Linked DNA regions of Homo sapiens: region 1 is linked to region 2. A link is a contact called in ENCODE Hi-C or POLR2A ChIA-PET data. All regions are on one chromosome and are shown on one strand. The core of a region is the stretch at or near the end of the contact, and the rest is flanking DNA. Distances in the headings are between cores, read along the strand shown.

Region 1 (4,262 bases), core at 1,181-3,680, 55 kb before region 2:
AGACTTGTATGTGCAGTCTTTATCTTCTCCTTGTAGCTTTAACTTGGGAAAAGTTAAGGCTTTGTGATCCCCCACCGTGTTTGGTTTTTTTCCCAGTAGAGTCACTTTCGTTGTGTTTTTTTTTTTTTTTTTTTTTTTTTTTGAGATGGAGCCTCACTCTGTTGCCCAGGCTGGAGTGCAGTGGCGTAATCTCGGCTCACTGCAAGCTCTACCTCCCAGGTTCACGCCATTCTCCTGCCTCAGCCTCCCAAGTAGCTGGGACTACAGGCGCCCGCCACCATGCCCAGCTAATTTTTTGTATTTTTAGTAGAGATGGAGTTTCACCGTGTTAGCCAGGATGGTCTCGATCTCCTGACCTCGTGATCTGCCCGCCTCGGCCTCCCAAAGTGCTGGGATTACAGGCGTGAGCCACCGCGCCCAGCCCAGTAGAATAACTTTCTTTGCAGTTACAAAATCCTTCTTTATTTTACTGGTTTTTTAAGATTTCCTTGCCAAAATAGGGAACTTATGTAAAACAACAGTTAAGCCAGTTACTGTTTCTCCTGAACATTCTTTCATTGATAGAAAAATACCTACTACTTCAGAATAAGATGGCATGTGTGGATCTATTTTAAATTGTTATGTTTAAATCAATACTGAAATATTTCAGCAAATTTGCACCAGGATGAGGATGAATAAACAATTTTCATAATAGTTACTGTATAAGATATGTTCCAGTGACTCTTTACATGGGAAATAATATATTTTAAATTTTAAAAAATCCAGTATCTCTTCTTTATCTGGTGGGGGTTGCTTGGTGGAAGGAGAAACTGAGATGCTCCTTGAGGTAATCTGAATGTTCCCTGACTGTAGAGCACCTCCCTTGTGTTAGAACATGCCCTGTTTCTTGACACCTTTTCTTCTGTTGGTTTCCTACTGTCAGGTACATGTTATAAGGTCTAATAGGTTAGCTTTTTGAAGCAATATTTAAATACATATGCAGGTTTACTTTTCAGAAGTTTAACTCATAGGTTACATAACAGTTCTCTGGGGCTCAGTTTCTTATCTGTAAAAATATGTTGAGTCCTACCTCTCCAGGTAATTGTGAGGATTAAATGAAATACCAGTAAAGTAGAAGTGCTTAACTGCGTTTACCATTTATTTATTGGTACTTAGTAAATGTTTTTAAGAAATTGTAAGGCAACAAAAATTGTAATGGCCCCAAGGCGCAATGGACCTATTACATCCAAAACAAAGAGAAGCTCCTATCTAGAGTCATTTTCTTCTTTCTCTTTAGGGACAAGTATCTTTGTTTCTAGCGGGCTCTTCATTGCCTGAAACTGTGCATATATGGGAAGCAGGCACCAGCTTAGTTCATCTGTCACACATTTAGAGAAAGGTTTGCAAAGTCTTTTCTGATTCCCTCTGTTCTCTCTTCTGCCTTCTCCCCTCTACTTAAAAACAAAACAATAAACAAAAAAAAGGTGTTTTAATGAAGAATTGTATAACCAGTTTAAACTCCAGGCCTCTCACTCATGTATGTAGTAGTTGCAAAGTCAAGTAGCTACTTCAGCACCAGTTCTGTTTGGGGAAGAGCAAGTGAACAAAGATGCACTGTCTTTGTTTCCCAGCATTCTGGGTATGAATAATTTAGAAAAGTACTTGCATTGTGAGAAGCGACCCAGTGTGTATAAATAGCACTGAAGTTTGCTTATGCTTTATTCTACTTTTTCCCAAAAGAAAAATTGGGGAAGCAATGTAATAACTTTGGTTATATTTGTATAGGAAAAAGAGCCAGGAAACAGAGCATTTATCCTGAACGGTGCTTCACTTTTGACAGGTTGCTTGTGTTTTCATTTTAATCTTTGCTTGCTACCCAAAGAAATACTCCCTAAGGACCTCTTCCTGCTTGGTGCTTTCTGCTTCAATTTGACAAACAAGCAATTTGTATTCGTCTCTGCTCTCCTCCATAATTTTTGCAGAAGTTCACTGCTTTAGTAATCAAACCTGTACATAAAGGAAGCCTATGGAGGCACAGCGAAGTGTGATTAAGTAGTTACAGGCACACAGGCGGACCATCTCCGCTCCCCGTGGCTGTCTGCTTCATGGGGAGAAACCAACCAAGACTCCACATTTACTTTTTTGAATGACCCAAGAGAGACACTAATTGTATTCTCCTACCCACAGAAGTATTTTATTTTAAGTAGATACTGAGATTTTTTTCCCTCTTACTTTCCAACATTCCATTAATCTTTTCTCTTTAGGGGAGAAAAATATTTTGAGAGAGAGAAAAAACTACCATTGGAGTTCTTTTGTTCCGCTCTGACTTTTTGAGGCAGGTCCTGAGCTTGCAATGCTGCTTAAAACTTTCCACTTGAGGTCACAAGAGCCCCTGTGGTTAGTACCCGTTCCTTCTATGCATGAAGCCTCTGCGGGAAGTGCTGAGAAGTCTGCTGGGGTAACAGCTCCCTGGGGTTACCTAGTTCATGCTTCGTAGAGGCAGCTTAGCCACTTCAGAGGAAAACGGCTTTAAAAGAACATCCTCGGGTTGTGCTGGCTTGTGTGGTATATGCTTCTCCTTGGTGAAAATTCCTACTTAATACAGTTGTGGAAGAGAAGGTGATTGGAGGGTGGTAGGAGGCATGAGTAGAGGCTGATGGAAAGCCAAAAAATGGAAATCTGGTTCAGTGTTGGAAATCTGGTGCTGAGAATAGCGAGATGCCTGAGGGAAGGGGGTAAACATAGGAGTGTGTGAGGTTGAGGGCGGGGTTGGAGAAGGAATACTTTCTCCGTTTTTGTCCTGAAAGAATCGCAACTAATCATTTTAGCAAAGTGGTTTTAAATTATTGTAAGCATTTTAATCTTTTTAAAAAATTAATAAACTATTTTTAGAACAGTTTTAGGTTCCTAGCAAAATTGAGCAGGAAGTACAGAGAGTTCCCATATAGCCCCCTTCCCCCATGCATAACTTCCCTGACTATTGACATCAAGCATCACGGTGGTACGTTTGTTACAATCAGCCTACGCTAACACATCATTAATCATCCGCAAAGACCGTTGTTTACCTTAGGATTCACTCTTGGTATTGTACATTCTCTGGGTTTGAACAAATGTATAAATGACATGTATCCATCATTGTAGCATCACACAGAGCTGTTTCACTGCCCTAAAAAATCCTGTGTTCCACCTGTTTATCCCTCCCTTCCCCCAACCCCCAAACTACTGATCCTTTGACTGTCTCCATAGTTTTGCTTTTCCAGCTTGCATATGGTTGGAATCATATATCACAGATCCTTTTCAGATTGGCTTCTCTCACTTAGCAGTGTGCATCTAAGTTTCCACTGTGCTTTTTCATGGCTTGATAGCTTATTTCTGTTTTAACACTGAATAATATTCTATTGTCTGGATGTACCACAATTTATCCATTTACCTACTGAAGGACGCCTTGGTTGCTTCCAAGTTTTGGCAATGATGAATAAAGCTGTTATAAACACCCATGTGCAAATTAGCCAGGCGTGGTGGCGTGCGCCTATAACCCCAGCTACTTGGGAGGCTGAGGCAGGAGAATCGCTTGAACCCAGGAGGCAGAGGTTGCAGTGAGCCGAGATCACACCACTGCACTCTAGCCTGGGTGACAGAGGGAGACTCTGTCTCAAAAAAAAAAAAAAAAAAAAAAAAAAAGTGCAGGTTTTTATATGGACATAAGTTTTTAAGTTCATTTGGATAAGTAACAAGGTATGTGGTTGCTGAATGGTTATGGTAAGAGTATGTTTGGGTTTTGTAAGAAACTGCCAACCTGTCTACCAAAGTGGCTGTACCAGTTTGAATTCCCACTAGGAGTTAATATTGCTCCACATCCTTGCTAGCATATGGTGTTGTCACTGTTTGGGGTTTTGACCATTCTAATAGGTGTGTATTGTTTCTTGTTTTAATTTGCCTTTCCCCAGTGACATCTAATGTTGAACATCTTTTCGTATGCTTCCCTGGCAGCTCTTTCATGGTGTTTTTTTTTTTTTTTTTGAGACAGAGTCTGACTCTGTCACCTATGCTAGAGTGCAGAGGTGCGATCTCAGCTCACTGCAACTTTTGCCTTCCAGGCTCAAGTGGTTCTTGTGCTTCAGCCTTTCAAGTAGCTGGGATTACAGGCCTGCGCCACCACGCCCAGCTAATTTTTGTATTTTTAGTAGAGACAGGGTTTCACCATGTTGGCCAGGCTGGTCTTGAACTCCTAACCTCAAGTGATCTGCCTGCCATGGCTTCTCAAAGTGCTGAGATTACAGGTG
Region 2 (3,956 bases), core at 732-3,231:
ATCTCAGTGCCTGACTGTAGGCCCTCAGGAAAGGTGTGTTGACTGACTAAATAATCAAAGCAAGAGCCTTATATGGAAAACACACAGACACACACACACATGGAGCGAGCAGCAGCAGCATTTGGCTAGATCCCACTTCTTCCCACTGCTGACTCTTCCCTGCTATGGCCCTCCCAGGCTAGCCTGGCCCAGGTCCCACTCACCGGCTGCCCTGGGTAATGGTGGGCACGATGTCATGGCTGGCACGGAGGGGCCGGGTCCTGGCCTTCATGCGGGCACGCTGCAGCAGATGCGTGGCTTCCTCATGCCTGGGGCTCAGCACAGGCTCCGGGTTGGGACCAACGGTCCTGCAGCGTGGCACACAGGCCAGGGTGGTGGGGGAGGGATTAGAGGAAAATAACGCAGATTAGGAGGGCTTTAGCAGTGTCAAGCACTGGCTGTGCCAGAAAAAGCCCTGCATGTGCAGCCTTCCTCCTCTAGCACCCACGCACAGGGAACCCAGCCTGGGGGCCTGGGGCCTGGGGCCTGGGGCTGGGAAATGGCCCTGCGTGGCTCTGGATGGGGGCTGGGGAGCTGGCCCGGCCTTGGACATCTGCTCAGGCACTGGAGGCAGAGACCTCAAGAGGATCTAGAAAGGGTAGGAGAGTCTCCAGATTATTCTATTGTTCCTTCCCCAGGCAGACAGCAGGAGCTATCTGGGAGGAGGAGGGAGAAAGGGCCCGGGGTTGTTGGGCTGGGCCTGTGCCCAGACAGATGGTCTCTCCACGCATCACCTCTCTCTCCTTCTGTCTCTCTGCACCCACACACAGCACCACACTAGTACCCACTGCAGATGCAAAGAATCAGGGCTCTGTCCAGCATAGATTGGGCCCTTTGGGGGAATGGCATTTTTATAAATCCTGGTGTTTTCTTGCCTTAGTCCCAATCCAAAACCATCAGGCACCAGCTCAGGGCTCACAGGCTCAGGGCTGAGAGAAATTAAGCTGGACCCAAACCAAGCCAGCAAGTGGTTCGACTTTCATAATAATAAGGGTCCTCCACCAGCCCCCACCCCCTACCAGATGTGCTGCCTCCCTGGCCAGTCCAGAGTGGCAGAAAATGACAGCAGTCCGTTTTCAAAGCTGTCTCTCAGCCAGTGACATACAGCCCGCGCTGGGTTACAGCTATAACAGCAACCCACAATCTCCCACTGACAAGACGTTGTTCTCCACGGAGCTTGCTCTCCCCAGCCAGGCTGGCCGAGGGCAGGTGTTCTCTCCACTTGACAGATGAGGGTGTCCAGAGCAGAGAAGAACGCTGGCACATTGTTCAAGGTCGAACGTCAATTGCAAGCGGAGCAGAGCACACGACAGCCAGCCCACTGTCTCCAGCATCGTTCCGCACCCTCTGTCCTCTCCTGCCTTGGGTCTCAGGGCAGGCAGAGGATGTTTGTGGCTGGGGGCAGATGCGCTCTTTGGGGTAACTTCATCATCCCCACTGGCTGCCCCTGTCCTCGCCGTCACATATGCTGGGCTGTCCTCAACAGTGAGGGTCCACAGGGCTCCAGCAGGTCCTGATCTCAGACCTGCAGCCCCTCACCATGGTCCTGACTGGGGGAAGGGACCAGGCAGTTTCCTGGGTGACAGAGATGTGAGTGGAAATGGCACAGCTCTGAGGCCTCCAAGGAAGGCTTCCTTGGACATCCTTGGACAAACTCTGGGCAGACTATGATTTCTTTTCTTGTTTCCTTTTCTTTTTCTTCTCACTATTTGCATCCAACCCTGTTTTGGGGCTGCTGGGGAGCAGGAGGAGACTGCTAGAAGAAAGGCACCATCTGTGCCTGTGAACCCTGGCAGGGCCCAGGCATGGCTTTGGAACAAGGAGGGCTTTACTGGAGTGATGGGAAAGCGAATCTCCAGGCCCGCTGCCCCGTGAAGCCTCCTTTGGCAGGAGAGGCCTCCCTCTGCACAGCTTCCCCAGCAGACAGCTCCTCCAAGGCGGCTGAGAGCAGCTGTGCTCCCTGGGGCTCCTGCCCTGACAGCAGAGATAATGAGGTTACCAGCCCGGAGAGGCGCCCCTGCAGCCGTGGGCCTCTGGCTGCCAGCCCGCACACTCGGAGCCTTCCGGTGACAGCTGTGGTTCCACGGCTGTCAGAGGGCATTTGTCACAAGACCTGGTGGGCAGGCAGGAGGGCCCCCAGGCAACTGGCCAGATGCTGCCAGGATCAGCCTTGCCCCCAGGTTTTAAAGCCATTTTCCAGCTTTGCTATTTCCTTTCTGCTCCCTCCTCTTGGAGCTGTTACTTTTTTTTTTTTTTTTTTTTTCTCATCAGCTGTCTTGCTTCAGTTCCTGGCAGACAAAGCTGGTTCTCCACTGATTAGAAAAGCAGGGCTTTTTAGGCGCCTAGAGGCATCCATGCAGTACCACACTGAGCATGGAGGAGTGGCAGTCACCTTCACAGACTGCAGCCAAGGTCAACGTGCACCCTGGTGAAGCGAGGGCCTGACCAGCCCTGTGGAGGGAAGGTGGTCTTTCTCTGAGGCAGGGAACAAGCAGGCAAAATGGGGTGGGTGCTGAGTCTGTCCCATCTCACTGCCCACCTCCCAGCTCCCAGAGTTGCTCTGGAAAATTCCTAGAAGGGTTGGGGTGGTCAGTGCCATGGCCAGGCAGAGGCAATTCCTGCCTAAGAAGAGACGGCTTTTTGCCACTGTCTTGAAAGTCTGCACTTCTGGAGCTCATTAGCTCAGAGGGTGGAGCATAGGAATAAAGTGGCTGAGTGCTTTTCCTCCCTGGGCCTCAGTTTCCCCATCTGCAAGCAGTGGGGGCTGGAGAGGGGAGAGGACTCACAGTGCTACCCTGTGAGCCCAGATCTTTGGCCACATAGTCTGATATGCCATAAGGTGGGGTGTGGGATTTCGAGGTCCCCCCTTGGGGGAGTTCCCACCACAGATGTTTGGCCCTGACCGAGTGGCAGAGCCTATAAAGAGCTCATTGTTGGGGAAAACTAGAGTTCCACTAGAGTATGCTGGCCCTTCCCCCACCCCTCCAGCCACCTGTGTCCTCGACTGGTTCACAAGGACAAAGGGCAGCGTGTGGTCCCCTCCTGCTCTGGGCACTCCCGTCTCGGCCAGTTTCCTGGTGGAGGGACAGGCTTAGCTAAGGCTTTGCTCTCCCTCCAGCCAGCTGGGGCAGGAGAACCACCATTGCTCTCCTAGCCAAGGAGGTCAAGGGGACAGAGTGGCCTTCTTCTGCAGCCATCATAATCCTGGATTAAAATAATAAGCTCAGCGAGTCTGTGTTTAACCCTTTCAACTCAGGTACATGGATGGGGAAATAACTGGGAATGTAGAGGGATCTGCCGCTTCCCAGATTCCAGGATGCACCCAGTAGAGGGAGAATATGGAGTGTACAGAACATAGAGAAACTTTTCTGCTTAGCATTTGTTCCATGTTTGCGTATTTGAAAGCTTTCTGATGACCACGGATAGAGCTCTCCTACTGTGATTCTGTGTGCAATTTTCTGAATGAGGGGAAGTGGAAAAGGTGCACCTGGAACTGATTCTGGGTCATGTGCTCCATGAGGGCAGGGACCTAGTCTCAGACTGTCATGCTTGCTTGCACAGGTCCCTTCTTCCCAGGTCTGCAGGACATGGACAGGACACAGCCTAGAGTGGCGGGGAAGTGTGTGGCTTGGGGGCAGCCTGCCTGGGGTTCTAATCCCTGGACAGCCACTTCCTAGCTGTGTCACCCTGGCAGGTTACTTAGGAGTTGAGCCTCAGTTTCCCTATCTGCTAAATAAGGGCTCAGTTGTTAAGATAAGTGAGAGTGACTCCTTTAAAAGAGATTAGCACAGAGCTGGGCACTTGGTAAGAGTCCACAAATGTTAGCATTTATTATTATTATTATTATTATTTTATCATTAGCACCATTGTTTTGTTAAATTACTCTCACCCCCTTACTAAGCAAAGGATGGAATCCC

Evidence for each region. A loop is a pair of places that touch in the nucleus more often than their neighbours do. ChIA-PET counts read pairs that join two places held with the same protein, here RNA polymerase II (POLR2A). Pooled maps may share reads with other maps.
Region 1: a loop to region 2 is called in a pooled map, with 6 times the contacts of the local background. The contact joins two enhancer-like sites. A Hi-C loop is called at or near these places in 1 of 168 maps with a recorded cell type or tissue (left cardiac atrium), 4 of 37 single-sample maps with no recorded cell type and 6 of 50 pooled maps. POLR2A ChIA-PET finds 5 or more read pairs at or near these places in 5 of 52 experiments (CD4-positive, alpha-beta T cell, GM10248, Panc1 and 2 more).

The regions. Positions count from the first base shown.
Region 1 is chr1:180,979,944-180,984,205 of GRCh38, reverse strand. All of the region lies in intron 7 of STX6 (syntaxin 6), which reads left to right. Among named protein-coding and RNA genes, the nearest start is that of KIAA1614-AS1, 27 kb to the right of the region's middle. RefSeq lists a silencer at 2,439-2,518. Within about 2 kb of position 2,430, at least 2 of the 41 ENCODE cell types and tissues checked have a DNase peak (open chromatin) inside an H3K27ac peak, as active enhancers do.
Region 2 is chr1:180,924,821-180,928,776 of GRCh38, reverse strand. It overlaps KIAA1614, which reads right to left. Exons shown (of 9, transcript NM_020950.2): 4 at 204-347. Among named protein-coding and RNA genes, the nearest start is that of KIAA1614, 14 kb to the right of the region's middle. Within about 2 kb of position 1,981, at least 15 of the 41 ENCODE cell types and tissues checked have a DNase peak (open chromatin) inside an H3K27ac peak, as active enhancers do.